Regions from separate parts of the Homo sapiens genome. Here region 1 is linked to region 2. Evidence: chromatin loops called from intact Hi-C (ENCODE). Cell type or tissue: K562. All regions are shown on one strand.

What was found. Peaks named below come from ENCODE experiments on the same cell type or tissue, not always from the same donor. Only the 100,000 strongest peaks of a DNase experiment are listed, where the experiment ranks them.
Region 1: a loop joins it to region 2, with 3 times the contacts of the local background. A loop is called at or near these places in 10 of 110 quality-filtered maps.

The regions. Positions count from the first base shown.
Region 1 is chr12:102,880,138-102,888,137 of GRCh38, reverse strand. The region is part of intron 3 of PAH (phenylalanine hydroxylase); the gene reads left to right. All of the region lies in intron 2 of LOC124902999 (a long non-coding RNA gene), which reads right to left. Among named protein-coding and RNA genes, the nearest start is that of PAH, 33 kb to the left of the region's middle. In K562, a CTCF peak has its summit at 4,756 (motif pointing left); a DNase peak (open chromatin) is centred at 4,747.
Region 2 is chr12:102,944,466-102,952,465 of GRCh38, reverse strand. LOC112267865 (a long non-coding RNA gene) reads left to right here and starts at 1,621. Exons shown (of 4, transcript XR_945280.3): 1 at 1,621-1,877; 2 at 2,186-2,332; 3 at 5,664-5,723. It also overlaps a transcript of PAH not described here. RefSeq lists enhancers at 1-977, 1,586-2,513. In K562, a CTCF peak has its summit at 3,440 (motif pointing left); a DNase peak (open chromatin) is centred at 3,445.

The DNA.
Region 1 (8,000 bases), 64 kb after region 2:
GTTACAAGTAAACTTACCCTTAAGTCTCTCATAAGGGTACACAATGAATCTTAGGGTTGAGCAAGTCCAAACTCCCAAAACTCCTGAAGTTTGATAAACAAAGGCAACCGTGAAATGCCATTTGGGTCAGTCCAAAAGATTGTGAAAGGTAGAAAAATTTAGACTGGGAATACATTTTCTCTGTGTGACAGGTGTGTTCTCTCAATTGAAGAAGGAAGTAAAAGGACATGGAATGACTAACTAAATATCACTTTGCCATCATGCTGGATTGAGGGAGTATTGTCGTGATGCACTAAGGGCCATGAATTTAGAGTCAAGAGCCAGGATTTGGGTCTCCATTTTGTACACTACTAGCTAGGTTTGAATTCCATCTGACACCCTTCCAGATGGATGACCGCTTCTCCTTCATCTGTGAAATGGAGCAAAGACCCACTCTCCCAATTCCTGTGGCTCATGGAGGGGATTATGTGGAGTACCCTGTGCATAAGGGTGCTTGAAAGATCAAATTGGACTTGCTTGAGTTGAATAGGCCCTTGATCTTAGACATCCTTAAGTTTCAATAGGGAGAGCTCTCTATGATCTATAACCCCAGCCAATAACAGGTCACTTGTCACCACCAGCTCCGTGGACATAGACACTTAGCAGGCCAATAATAATATATAAAGAGTTGGTGGCAGCCACCACCTCATTGAAGCCAGGCTTACCTAGCAGCCACGGAGACAACTTCATGTGTGGGATTGTATGAGGGTCCCTGTGAATGATCTCTCATTTCCAAATATTTTTTGTGCTTAACATCATCCACTTGACTTTGTGCTAGATTGCACATGGCACTGGCATATGAGATAGAAGGTCAGCTTTTCATGCAGCTTTTCTTTCTCCTTCCCTTCTTTCTTCCTCGTTCCTTCCCTACTTCCACCATCCTCTTTCCTCCTTGCTTCCTTCTTTCTTCTTTCCCTTTTTTCTTCTCATCTTCCTTTCTCTTGTACCATTCTGACAATACTCAAAACCAATAGCCTCTCTTTTTTTCATCCTCTTCGACATTTTTGTAGCATTTGATACAAATATCCCCCAGGAATTCTCTCTTTCCTTAGCATGTTATGAATTATGTGGCCCTTACTTTTTAAAAACCTTGACTGTTGGGATTTTCTTCCTTCTCTTACTACTCCTTCTCAAACAGCACAGAGTCAGCGTTGCCAACTTCCTCTCTCATTCACATCTATCTCCTAATTCAGTTGATCATTTATGCTACCGATATTGATTGAGTGCCCACTCGGTGTCAGCCACATGATAGGATGCAATAGTGAAAAAGACAGACATGGTGCCTAGACCCATGCATTTTGTAATCTAGTAGGTTGTGGCTACATGGCATAATACATGGCAATGATAGAGAAGATGGCATGCCTCAGTAGTCTTAGGAGGTGCACCAAGGCACTGAGCCCAGGCGTGGGGTCAGTTGATGAGAAGAAGGGGAGCAGGGCCAAATAAGTGCTCCTGGAGTGACATAACCAATACATGGAGGAGGCTTTAGATGTCTTCTGTTTGACCCAATGTTGCTTGACCATAACTAGGGTTGTCAGTGACAGGTAACCAGATCTCAATGCAATGGTGAGCTCTCAGAAGACAGAATTAGATATTTGGGGATATGGGGGCCAACCTGCCAATGGATAATGTTTATGAGATACATAGTATCTTAAAAAGGATATTGGGAGGGTAGTTGTAATTTAGGTGGGTGGTTGGAATAAATAGCCCTACAGGTTATTTTATTTATTCATAATTCCACTCATATCTATTCACTCACTCCCTCCGCTTATTAAGCACAGTTTCACTCTTTACTTCATGTGTGAGATCCCTTTTATTCATCTGGTTTGGGGATTCTTATTTTTCCATGTGAACAGAGAGAACAGATGCTTTGTCCTAAAATCACCACTCCTGACTTCTGACCACTGCTGTCTCCAGGAGGCAGAGGGTAATAGCTGGGCATCATCAGCCAGCCTTTGGCTCATCATTCTTGCCAAGAGCTTCCTGAAGAGCATTCCTTCTCCAGAAAGAAAGTAGAAGCTACTTAAAAGAGAAGAATAAAACCCTCAAAAGTCTTCCTCCTGCAGGATGTTGGCATGCCATCTCTTCTTCCTTTGTGGGAGCTGTGGAGATCAGCACACAGGGACTGCTTCTCTGGGGGGCTGGAGGCCATTGCCTAAGAGGAGACATCCGGGAGCCTGGGAGGAGGTGGTGAAAACAGCCTTCTATTTCAGACCCAAGAAACCAGGATTTATTGCTCTCTCTGAGACAGGCTGGAGGCAAGCCTGGGTGCCTTGCTGGCTAACCCCTGGGGCTGGTGAACATCGGGTGGAGGGAGGGGCTAAGATTGGACTCAGCCTGCACCTTGAACTGCTGTAAATTGAATGGGCCTCCTCTGACCCACTGGCCAGGAAGCAGGCTCTGGCCAGGCCTGGGGGGTCTTTTGCTCAGTGGTGCTCCTGAGCCAGCCACCCCTTGGCGTCCCGGCTGAGCAGTTGACCCCGACTTAATGGGACCACTACGTGGGTGTCCAGGGCCAGCTCTCCAGCGGGCTGCTTCCTTTGGAGCCAAATCAATATTTATTAATGATCTGCCCCCACCGGGTGCCTCCGCTCCACAGAGGGCCTCTGTTGCCCCAGCCTGCCCAAGTCATTCATTAACCGCGGAGCCCAGCCGCCCGCCGGAGAGGCTGTTAAGGGGCTCACAGAGGCCAGCCCACCGGCCGAGGTATTTGGCAAGGCCATTAATGAGCTAATCTGATTTAACTTTTCAAAACGGAGGCCTGGGTCGCTGGGGTCAGTCTCTATTTCCAGCTTTGTGAGAGAGACCGGGTAGGGGGAAGGGACCTGCAGCCTTCACTAAAGAAAATAAGGGGTATGTGAAGAGAACTTAGGTTAAAAAGTGACTATCCCTAAATCCAGGGATGCTCAGGATGGGGCAGACTCAAGGCTGTCCTAGGGATCTTCTTCAAGCACCTTTAGAGCCTTAGTTTGTCACGCTTCCTTTCCTTCTCAAGGTGGGAGAAAAGGAATCTAAAATTTAAAAGCACCCCTTCACCACCACCACACCTTTATTCTAAGCCCAGCATTGCTTTTTGGTGAAGTGCATCGGCTGCAAAATTGTTCTTTCGGCTCAGCTAGCTCAGTGATCTTGAGCAAATCACTTTGTCTCTTTGAGCCTATTTGCTCATCAGTGAACAGCAATAATGTCTACCACCTGGGACTGTTTTGCGAATTAAAGGAGATGATGAAAGTAAAGCACTTAGCACAGTATCTGGTGCATAATAAGCGCTCAAGAAAATGTAACTTTAGAGGAAAAAGGGTAGTCCTACCTTTTTGCCTGGGAAAAATCAGAAGAGCCCAGGTGCAGAGGTTAGAGACATAAGCATGGACTGGCTTGGCCTCTAGTGGCCTCTGGGACCACTATCTTAGTCAGACAAGCAACTCTGGAGTTTATTATGAGGCTCAGGTGCAAGGACTGATGCCACAGATGCACCTGTTTTGGGTCAGTTTCTTCCCACCCCAAAGAAGGAGGCAGGCAAGTGCTCAGCACCTTGCCCATTTCACAGATGCAAAGCCAGAGACGCAGGAATTAAGTAGTTTGCTCAGACTTCCATGTTGTGTGGGTGGGAAAGATGAGACTTGAACTCAGACCTGCTGGCTTCAAACCCAGGATGTGCACACCCTTTGCACAATGTAAAGAGTCAGCACATGTGTCAAGGCTCGGCACTGAGTTTGTCTGGGGTCCTCTGTGGTCTCTCCTGAGGTCCTCACATTGCCTGCTTCACAACTCTGCAAGCTGGGAAGTGAGCCACATCAGGGATCGACCCCCAGTCCCCAACACCCAGCACCCAGGTGCCTCTCCCTGGTCTTGTTCCTCAGGCTTTGTCCCTGCTCTCCAACATGACAGCTGGTGAATTTCTCTTAATGGTTAGGTCTGACCTGGGTCCTCATCCTACCCTAGAAGACAAATAGGCTGCACCCAAGGGCATTAACTTTATGTAAGGGAATAGATCAAATGTGGAGCTGGGCTGCTGCCTGGAGGAAGTGAGCACCAGAGCTTCTCACCCTTTCTCACTTGTCCTTCTATAATGATAATACCACTATCAGATACTTAGAAGCACTTGTGTGCCAGACACCATTCTAAGAACTCTTCATACATGAGTTCATTTTAATCCTCCCATCAACCCTCTGAAGGACGTACTATTAGTATAGCTATTTTGTAAATGGGAAACTAGGGAACAGAGGGCTTAAGTAATTTGCACAAAGTTCCAAAGTAGAGATTGGAGCTAGGTGGTCTGGCTCCAAAGTGTGTATGATGAGTCCCCAGGCTTTGCCACTTCTCTGGCCTGGCTGTGTTTTGGACCTTTTCTTGAAGATGATGGGGTCCTGAAGCCACCAAAGGCCCCTGGACTCAGGTGAGCACCCTGCAGCCTCGCAGTGCTACCTCGGGGTCCCTCACAGCCTCTGCGACAAGGTGCAGAGCTCAGAGGTCTGGGATGTGGTGAGCTGTTTTGATCTTTGTCTTCTTTTTACAAAGACTTGAATCCTCTGAGTCTTGGCAACTTTCTCAAGTTCTTCAAATTTTTTGTTTTCGTTTTGTTTTATTTTGTCTTGTTTCTCCTACCAAGAGGGCTGAATGAAGCCAGGTGGCCCGATAAGAATTTTCCTCTGGAGAAGGAAAAAGTCACCCAGAGCTAGAAATATGCTGGTTCTGCTGCCCTCTGGCGTTCGCTGAGCGCCAGCCAGCCTGCACAGCCCTGAGTCAAGGTGGTGCACCCTGACTGAGGTCTGTGGGGAAGAATGTTGTTTCTCTGGTGGGAGGAGAAAGGAAAATGAGGCTGTGCATTTGGGAGCTGAACAAATGTAGTGACTGTACTTCTGAAAAATAAATGAGGTTGACACATTGATTGAAGTGGAGCTGACTTTTCAAGTATCATCTGGCCAGCCTCAGCCCTTCAGAGGATCCCACAGGTCTCTGAATATGAAACTCAAAAGGGTTTGCTGCGCCGATAAATCTAATACCCACATGTTACAGAAACTAAAGCCCAAGATTAGAAACCTCTTAATACCCAAGCTGGACAGAGAACCAGCTTCCTGATCCCAATCTCTGTTCTTTCCTCCTCCCTCCTCCTCTTCTTCCTCCTCCTCCTCCTTTAATCATCATCATTAAAATCTTTGTCATATTAATGGTTAACATTGATAAAACACATATTATGGGCCACTGTGCTAAGATGTGTCATATTGCTGCAGCATTTAATTCATCCAATAATACGGAAAGAGCATTTTAATTCATTTTGTGAATAAGGAAACTAAGGCTCCAGGAGATAAGACACTTGCCAGTTACACAACGAAATAAGTGGTAGAGACTTTCTAGGCTTGCTGGAAAACTTTCCACTCTGCTCTCTGCTATGATAAGCTAAGGATACAGTAGAAAAAAATTTTATATATATATATATATATATATATATATATATAGTGTATATATATGCATATATATACAGATATATATAGTATGTGTGTATACGTGTATGTGTATATATACATACACACATATGTAACTCACAGCTGAGCAGTAATACTGTCTACTATGTGCCAGTATTGTTTTCCATAAATCACGCATATTAACTCATTTAACATCATGTTGTTCTTATAAAGCAATACTTTCTAGTACTACTATTATCACCATTTCAAAGATAGGAAGAGTGAGGCACAAAGAGATGTAATAACTTTTCCTGGGCTCATAGATAGTAAATGCAGAGATAAGATTCAAACCTGGGCTGTCTGGCTGTTTTAAGACTCTTAACCATTGCTGGACTGACTATTCATGACACAAATAGGAAACCAACTCTGGACTAGGGCCAGATCCTGAGTATCCCAGATTTCATTGAGCCATGCCAAGGCAATTTCAAGTCACCAGGGTCTTCCCTCTGGGGTCTAGAGGCAGAGGATTTCATAGTAAATAGCATGTTGTCTTTAACATCAAAAGGACAAGAGGTAAGAGTTGGCAAGGATGCGGAGAAGAGAGAACCCTTGTACTCTGCTGGTGGGGATGTCAGTTGGCACAGCCATTATGGAAAACAGCATGAAAGTTTCTCAAACAATTAAAATATAGCTACCATACTTTCCAGAAATCTCATGTCTGAGTATATACTCAAAGGAAATGAAATCAGTATGTCAAAGAGATATCTGCACCCCCTGTTCATTGCAGTATTATTCACAACAGCCAAGGGAAACAACCTACATATCTATCAACAGGTGGATGAATGAAGAAAATGCGATACCCTCCTGACACACACACAATGGAATATTATTCAGCCATGAAAAAAGAAATATTGTCATTTGGGAGAACATGGGTGAACCCTAAGAGCATTATGCCAAGTGAAATAAGCCAGACACAGAAAGACAAATACTGCTTGATCTCACTTATATCCAATTCAAAATGTGTTGAATTTATAGAAGCAGAGAGTAGAATGGTGGTTGCCAGGGGGTAGGGTGATGAGAGAAATTGGGAGATGGTCAAGGGTACAAAGTTTCAGTCATAAGATGAGCAAGTACTGGGGGGTCAAATGTACTGCATGGTGACTATTGTTAATCACACTTTACTGTGTACTTGAAATTTGCTCAGAGAGATCTCAAGTGTCCTTGTCCCACTCCATACCCGCACAGGAAAAATGACTACATGAGATGATGAATATGTTCATTAACTTGATCATGGTAACCATGATGTATGCATTTATTAAATAATTACATTGTATTTATAATTTTATAATATAAATATATATGTGTTATATAAAATATATGCAATAGGTCAGGTGCAGTGACTTACACCTGTAATCCCAGAACTTTGGGAGGCCGAGGTGGGCAGATCATGAGGTCAGGAGTTCGAGACCAGCCTGGCCAACATGGCGAAATCCTGTCTCTACTAAAAGTACAAAAATTAGCCGAGTGTGGTGGCACGCACCTGTATTCCCAGCTACTTGGGAGGCTGAGGCAGGAAAATTGCTTGAACCCGGGAGGCGTAGGTTGCAGTGAGCCGAGACAACAACACTGCACTCCAGCCTGGGTGATAGAGCAAGACTCTGTCTCAAATAAATAAATTAAATTAATAAATAATAAAATATATGCAATATATACAAATATAATTATGTAAATATAAATTATACAATTTTATGCAATTGTAATTTTATATTATAAATATATATGCATTTTTTATTGTTCAATTATACCCCAATAAAGATGGAATTTTTTAAAAAGAATTTAAAAAAGAGCATCCCCATCACTTTCCATTTCCTTATGCTTCTTTATTCTTCTTCTTCAAGAATTTCCTGACATTGTCATGTATTTACATTTATTTATTGCTTATCTCGTGTTGTCCCTGCCAGAATGTAAGCACCACTAGGATGGTGACTCCCTTGTATGCACCCCACAATGCTTTGTGCTTGGTACGCAGGAGGTGCTCAGTACATATTTGTGGAATCTCCTTTGGTCATTCTAAATGTCCCCTAAGTAAGAAGGGGTTGCAGCAAGAAAGGACTTGTTCTGCCTTATTTCTGGGGGCAGCAGTTACTGCCAGAATTATGAACGATTCCCAGGCAAAAGAGAGATGATGAATGAGTGGAGGCAGGCTACCTCCGCAGTGTGGGGATGAGATTATCCATGGTCCTGAACATAGAGGAAAGAGTCAGGCCCCCTTGTCCAGGTGGGTGCCATTCATTGAAACCCCTTGGTGGCAATGTCCTGGAGAAGCAAGAAAGATCTTTTAGAAGATGCTGAGCCCTGGGTGACTCTAAAGTGCTGATTCCTTTCTCAAGCCCATGCAAACCTGGGTGGGAAACAACTCCCATTCTTGGCACTGACAACAGAGGTTCAGTGTACAACGCAAATGCTGGACCCACTGAGGAAGGAGAGCTTGGGGAGGAGTGTAGGTGACAAGGCGGGAAGCCACGTTCCTCACCAAATGAACAGAGCATGGTATTGAGT
Region 2 (8,000 bases):
CAGCTCCTCTCTGTCTAGGCACATGGCTTTCCTTCCCTCCTCCTCCCCACCTCCTCCAAGAATGAAAATAAAGTAAAGGTCTTTCATGGTAAACAAAACCAGCTGATTCTTCACAGAGAACCCCTGAATAGCTGGAGAAGAAAAAAAAAACTTACAATAAATGGTGCATTTTTTTCTCTGCTGGGTGTAGTATTCAAGGATCAGGGCAGTATTCAAACAGAGGTCCATTTTTTGCTCAGCAAGAGAGTTTAGAAAAGAAGCGTGGAGTCCATTCAGAGCTCTCCCCCCTTCACAATCGAAGGGCTCTATGAAACCTATCTTCCATGCCTTGTCAGAGTGTTTCTGGGGACCAATTAGTGCTTTGTTGTACGGCTTCTTTGCTGAATCTTTGAGCCGCAAGAAAAAGCGCTCTTGAGTCTCCCCTTATTTTGACCATTTCAGTCATTACTCAGTGTAATAATTAATATGACAACTGGACGCTGGAGTTTGTATAGAAACACCTCAGCTACAGGAGCAAGTGTGCAGTGGGTGGTAACGAGCCGCACATCAGCCGGAGAAGCCACACACACAAAAAAAGCAATGAATGGCAAGAGAGAAAGAGAAGGAATAAAGATAAAATAGTTGGCACAACGCAGGGGAACATAAAACAGACTCAAATGAGAAGAAGGAGGGGGAAGGGGGGACAATTTAAAGGGGAGGGGGAAAAATGCCCTACAGAGGTTAACTTATTTTGAAACTGTTTTCTGAATAGAACCGTGGACGTGAGTGACCGGATTTCAGCCCATCAAATCTCCCACCCCCACTTTGTGGATCCTCTTGGAACTCGGGGGTGGGGAAGAGGGCTCCAGCAAACTTTAGGTTCTCCCCAGGGTTCTTCTGGAAGGTGTACCCAACATGCTACTCAGCCCAATTCCCAACCCTTTGCACCAGGTTTGGCTTCTGTTTTTATTTTTGCAAAGTCTGTTCCTCTTGGCTCCAACTTCCGTCTTTGGAGTTGTTAATGGAGAAGTTAGGGTGCTATGTAGATTCACCAGGCGAGTTCAGTACTACTACCCTGGGGATGAATGTTGGTGAGAAGCCATTCCAGATAGACCCCCAACAACTCTGCTTCGTTGACCCTCAGAACAGTACCCTGTGGGACTCCTGAGCCGTAAGGAGTCTCCCTGGTAGCGCGCAGCGGGGCCAGGCTCTGTGCTCCGGCCCCCGTGCGGTGCCCAGCTCTGCAGGTTCCCGAAAGTGCGCCCCGGGGTGGGGTTGCAATCCGCCCCGTGACGGCATAATAAATAATTAGAGGGTTTAAGCGTGTTAGCCACAGCTCATGCTAATGAGCCAGATAAGGGCTCACGCTAACCCGAAGTGACAGTTTGCATATAGGAGGGAAGAAGAAAAAATCCTGCTTCCCCCCCCACGCACAAACTTGATTGCTCCTTCTCAAATTCATGTCCCCAAATCCCTTCCCCCATTCCTCGGACTTCCCTCTTCTCACATGCCCCCACTTCAGCCACAACACACACACTATCCGTTTTTGACCCTTCCTTTGCCTTTCACCGGGTCAGACGGCATTGTGACGTCACAAAACCCCTGGGTGCCTATATCTGACCTGCGCGGAAAGTTCATTCTGAGTGCGTCCTGGCGAGTCTCAGCCCCCAAGCGGGTGGAACGCACCAAGGGTCTCATCCGCGAGGAAGGGCTTTAACGCTCAGGGTCAGGAACCTCTGAGAGCTCTTGGGGACTTGCGCGCCCTTGGATGCTCTTGCGTTCAACAGGGCTAGGAGACTACCGGCTGGGGCGAGGAATGCAGGCGCCTAGAGCCTTGGAGCTCCTGAAACGTTCCTGCCGCCTCCGGAAAGCAAGGGCAGTTTACCGAAGTGACTGAGGTCAGTCGTGTGTCCCCATTGTGTGGCCACGTGTCCTGTGTCCATCACCACCTTCCCAAAGTCCAAGCTCAGCCCGACTCCTTGCGGTGCGGCCTGGGAATGCTCTGGCCTATAAATCAGCTTCGTGGCTGGAGCTGTCTCCACCACCGTGGCAAACCTGGACGCTGGCCCCGAGGGCAAAGGGAAAGTGTACTCCTAACAGATTCAGGAGGAAGCAGCCGCAGCCTGAGCGCGGCATCTGCCAGGGAAACTGTGCGCCCCAGGTCAGCTAGTTAACTATTTCATCCCTCCCCACCACTCTTCCCTAGGCCAAGTATTTGCAGCACGGGCAGGGACCAGTAACTGATTTTCAGGCCTTTTGAGAGGAAGAGGAAGAGAGAGGAAGAGAAGGATTTCTAATAGTAGATATTCACTCTCATGGACTCTTTAGGAAACAGCAACAAAGACAAGATTAAGTAAGTTGATATTTTTAAAATGCTGACAACAGTGCACATAGTAAACACTGGATATGTGTTAAATAAGTACAAACAGACAGAAATAGATAACAGGAGGTATATGCTAATCATCTAAGATGTTAGAAAATACTGTTCAGATCTAAAAATGATCAAGGCTGACATGCTCATTGATTCATCAAATAACTATGAAACCTAATCAGAGGGGAATAAGACACAATGAGTGCCTTCAATACATTTGTGACTTAGTAGACATTAAAGCAGATGTATAAGAAAGTCCATTAAAACATGCGGTGGGGGCAACCATGGAGAATCTTCTTCCCCATGGTCCCTTCTCTTTGGACTCCCACCTTCCTGCATCTCCCACCCCAAATAAATACACAATCTAGGTAAAAGTGGTGGACTTGTTATGCAAACACATCCTAATGTCATCCAGCCCCTCTTCCCCAACCAGATGGTCACCCCTAAGCTTCTCCTATATAACAATTCATGAGCAGACACTAATGATTTCAACATACACACACCCTTTGACACGTTACTGTTAGGTGCAATGAAAAGGCAAGTCACTTAAAGAGACAGATCCCAGAAAATCCTGAAACTTTCTACCTCTGTGACCTCTGGCAAGTTGCTCATCGTCTCTCAGGCTCTATAAAATGAGAGGGTTGAGTAAGATGCCTCCCCTCTGATTCTGACTAAATAGAGAATACAGGCGTGGACCACATGATCCTCTAGTGGCAACCATTCCTCTCTTTGAATAGACGAACTTGGTTTGCTGTTCTTCTCCCACTGCCCTCCTGCCATAAGAACCTTCATTAGGCAAATGATGTCATCAGTGAGACCAGTCCTTGCTGGTGCCAGGATTATGGCTCTTGGTAGCCAGAAGGCAATGTCATTGGGTCAGCATGACTTTAGCCCTGGGGACTAGGGCAAGAGATCGGCCATTGGCACCTCAGGATGCACATGCAAACGGATGAAACTCACCATTGTCGCCGACAGCATTGCTTGGGAAATAGGATTCTCCTCTACTCCTGGGCAGTTTTGGGTCTAGGAATTGGGACCCCGAGAAGCTGTAATTTCTGCGAGTTGTGTGGGTCGTTCGCCACCTGCCGGTTATTTCGCAAACTGCAGCTGGGACTGCGAACATTTGCAACTTGATTCATTCAGGACTACTTGATTCTATTCCATTAATTCTTCTCCATACAATTTGGTTCAACCATAGAGCATCGTGAGGACTTAATGACGTTCTCCCCTGATACTCCCATTAGAGATAACTGAGATGTTTGTTAATATTCAGATTCTGAAGCTTTATCCCAGACCCACCAAATCAGAATCTGGCAAATTGGCTCTTTTAGCAAGCTACCTGGAAGTCCTTTTGTATACTAAAGATAAAGAACTATTTCTCTAGAGGTATTCTGGGTGATAAGACAGTCTCCATTACTCAGACTCATGAAGAACTAATATATTCTGATAAAGAAGTTAAACTAGCCATGTAAATATGTTAATACTTTATTTGGGTAAGAGGATGCCCTAGTGACTTGAGGGGGAGGAGAGGCTCAGTAAGTTATTACAAAGATGGCCTTTGATACTGGCCCTGAAGAATGGTCAGAAACTTGCAGCGGGAAGAAAAGATCCACAGGAACAACCTACCCAGCCCCGGAGCCTTTCGCTTCCTTGACTTTCTCCACTCCAGTAGCCTTAACCTCCATTCCTCTTCAGCCACCCCTTGCAAGTCTGCATCTTGGGCTTTGTCTTTACCCAAAAGAGCCCCACTTTGGAAATCTTAACTTTCCATTCCCATATGTAGCCTCATCCTCTGATTCTTCCTCATCCTCACTTCTGCCCTACCTCTCTCCAACCTCCTTTCCTGAGCTCTATTTCTTCCAATCTGGTCTCCCCCCAACTCAGGAAAGTTTGATTGATTAACTCATAAACCTGTAACTTATAAAATGCGTACCTTCCCATCCTAAAAAAAAGGCTGATACACTCTCTGACCTTGTGACCACCTTCAGCCCTCTGACAAATTTTTTGAACATTAGTCAACACCCACAGTTTCATTTATTTCTTGCTCTTCCCTCTGGAGTACCCAGAGTGTGTCTGTGGGAATCTTTCTGGATGAGGGGGGCTGAGTAAAGATTGTGGGTAGGGCTCATCCAATCTGTTGAGGGACTGAGGATGAGTGAGGGAGAACTTACTCTCTCTACCTGTCTTGGAGCTGGGGCACTAGTCTTCTCCTAACTTTGGACTCAGACTCATACTGGAACTGTAGTCTGGGTCCACAGTTTGTCAACTGCAGATCTTGGGACTCAGCCTCCATAACCACACGAGCTAATTTCTTGAAATACATGTCCATCTACATCTAATTTCTTACTGGTTCTTTTTTCTGGAGAACCCAGACTAATACAGTCACCCCGACTCTATTTTGCTACACATAAAAGATAAATCAGGTCCTACTTTATTTGATCATCTCAATGCATCTGGCCCTGCTGATCACTCATCTCTTCTTGAGATTCTCTCCTCCTTTGACTACCATGGTTCTTATCCTTCTGATCCTTTGTTTCTCAGTACTTAGTTTTTTTAGTTTCTCATCCCCAGTGTCAAGTTCCTTGATGACATATGCTGCCCTTAGAGTTTAGCTTCCACCTCTTCTGCTGATGACTCTCAAATTCTTGGTTCTGGACTGACCTCCCTGGGATCTGAAACTGGTGTGACCAACATTGCTACTGGAATATTCCATGGATGTATCAAGGGCAACATATTTGAAACTGAGATCATGCTTATTCCCTCAACTCGTTCCCTCCTTTTGTGTTCTATATTTCAGGGTTTAGCACCATCTGCCCACACAGTCAAACCAAAATCCTGGGGTCATGCCATACTCTCACCACTCTCTCACAGGCACTCCACAACCACCAAGTCTTAACAATTATACACACACACAGACACACACACACATATACACACACAAACACACACATTTAGTATGTATATAATATAAACAAATGTACATAATGAAAAATCCATCTGAATTTAAATCATTTTCTTCCTCCCTATTACTATATCATTGCTTTACTTCAGTATTGTCCCAGCTGGTATTCATGCTTTTAGTTTAATCTCCCTCAAATACTTTTTCTTCACTGCCACCAGAATGATCTAACTAAATGTCACAGTCACACGTATAAAAGGCATCAGAACATAAAAAAATGGAACTTTATATTACAGCCCCAGACAAAGAGATCTTTACAAAGTATCACATACCCTATTGCTCCTCTACAAAACCTTTCAGAACAGGGGAACAGGATGGCTGAATAGAAGCCTTCACCTATCATTCTCCCCACAGGAACACCAAATTGTGTGACTATCCACACAAAAAAGCATCTTCATAAGAACCAAAAATCAGGTAAGCCATCACAGTACGCTATTTTAGTTTTATATCACTGAAAGGGACACCTAAGAAGGTAGAAAAGACAGTCTTGAATTGCTGATGCAACTCCTCCCCCATCACCCCAACACTCCAGCAGCAGTGGACGCATGGCATGGACAGAGAATCTGTGTGCTTCGGTAAGGGACAGCAAAGGGATTGTGGGACTTGGCATTGTCCTGCCCTGCCATAGTGGAAAGCAACACCAGGCAGAACTCAGTCAGCACCCACAGAGGGAGCATTTAGACCAGGCCTAGCCAGAGGAGAACTGCCCATCCTAGTGTTCAAAAGTTTAGTTCTTGCAAGTCTCACCAACATGGGCTAAACAGCTCTTGGGTACTAAAGAAACTCAAAAGGCAGTCTAGGCCACAAAGACTGCAATTCCCAGGCAAGTCCTGACGCTATGCTGGGCTCAGAGCCAGTGGACTTGCGGGGCACATGACCTAGTGAATCCCCAGCAAGGGTTGCCAAGGGAGTGCTTGTCTCACCCCTCTTCCAACCTCTGGCAGCACAGCTCACAGCTCCAGGAGAGACTCCTTCCCTCTGTTTGAGGAAAGGAGAGGGAGGAATAAAGAGGGCTTTGTCTTGCAACTTGAATATCAGCTCAGCTACAGTAGAATAGGGTGCTGGGCAGAGTCCTGAGGTCCCTATTCCAGGCTCTAGCTTCCAGACAACATTTCTAGACACATCCTGGGACAGAAGAGACCCCACTACCTTGAAGTGAAGGACCCAGTCATGGAAAGAACCTTTGGGCCCTGAATGATCAGCAACAGTAACCAGGTAGTATATTCCATGGGCCTTGGCTTCAGGTGTGACCCAGCATATTCCTAGCTGTGGTGGCTATGAGGAGAGACTCCTTCTGCTTGAGAAACAGAGGGGGAAGAATAAAGGGGACTTAGTCTTGGAGCTTGGGTATGAGGTTGGCCGCAGTGGGGTAAAATAGCAGGCAGGCTCTTGGGTTCCCAATTCCAGGCCTTGGCTCTTGGATGGCATTTCTGGACTGCCCTGGGCCAGAGGGGGCCCACTCCTCTGAAGAGAGAGTCCCAGACCTTGCAGCATTCACAACAAGCTGCCCGAAGAGCCCCTAGCCCTTGAGTGAAGATCAGTGATAGCCTGGCAGTACTCCCTGTGGGTCTGGGGCAGTGGTAGCCAGGGTGAGAGACCCCTCTGTTTGTGGAAAGGGGAGGGAAGAATGGGAAGAACTCTGTCTTGTGGCTTGGGTGCCAGCTCAGCCACAGTAAAAGAGAGCACCAGGTAGTTTCCTAAGGTTTCCAACTCCAGGCTCTGGCACCTGGATGTTGAAGAGTTAGGTGTTTAATACCCTACTTGCAGTATGGGCTTCCATCTCTGGACCAGCCTAAGGCTGGGGAGAATGTGTCACCCTGGCTGGCTTTGCCACCTACTGATTGTAGAGCCCTAGGGCCTTGAGTGAACATAGGCAGTAGCCAGGCAGTAGTTGCCACAGGTCTTGGGCTACATCCAGTGCTGTGCTGGCTTCAGATCTGACCCAGTGAAGTCCTAGTGGTGGTGACCACAGGGGTGCTTGTGTCACTGCTCTGCTCCCCCAGCTCCAGACAGCTCAGCACAGAGTGAGAGACTCTATTCATCTGGGAGGAAGTAAGGATTAAAAACAAGAGTCTCTGCCTGGTAATCCAGATAATTCTTCTGGACCTTATCCAACACCACCAAGGTGGTACCTCTGTAAGCTTGCAAGAGCCACAGTATTACTTGGTTTGGAGTTTCCCCTGTTGCAAATGCAGCCGCAGTGATCAAAAACTTGGATTACAATATCCAAATTTATTAGAATACCTGGAAATCCTTTCCAAAAAGTACTACTACAAACAAGCCCAGATGGTGAGAACTATATAAAACACTAACTCTTCAATGCCCAGACACCAATGAACTAGATGGTCAAGTATCAAGATCATCTAGAAAAACACGACCTCACCAAATGAACTAAATAAGACACCAGGAACCAATGCTGCAGAGACAGAGATATGTGACCTTTCAGACAGGGAATTCAGAATACCTGCTTTGAGGAAAATCAACATAATTCAAGATAACATAGAGAAGGAATTCAGAATTCTATTGGATGAATTTATCAAAATTTAAAACAATTAAAAAGAATTGAGCAGAAATTCTGAAGCTGAAAAGTGCAATAGACATACTGAAGAATGTATTACAGTCATAAGATAATTGACGAAGCAGAAGAAAGAATTAGTGAGCTTGAAGACAGGCTATTTGAAAATACACAAA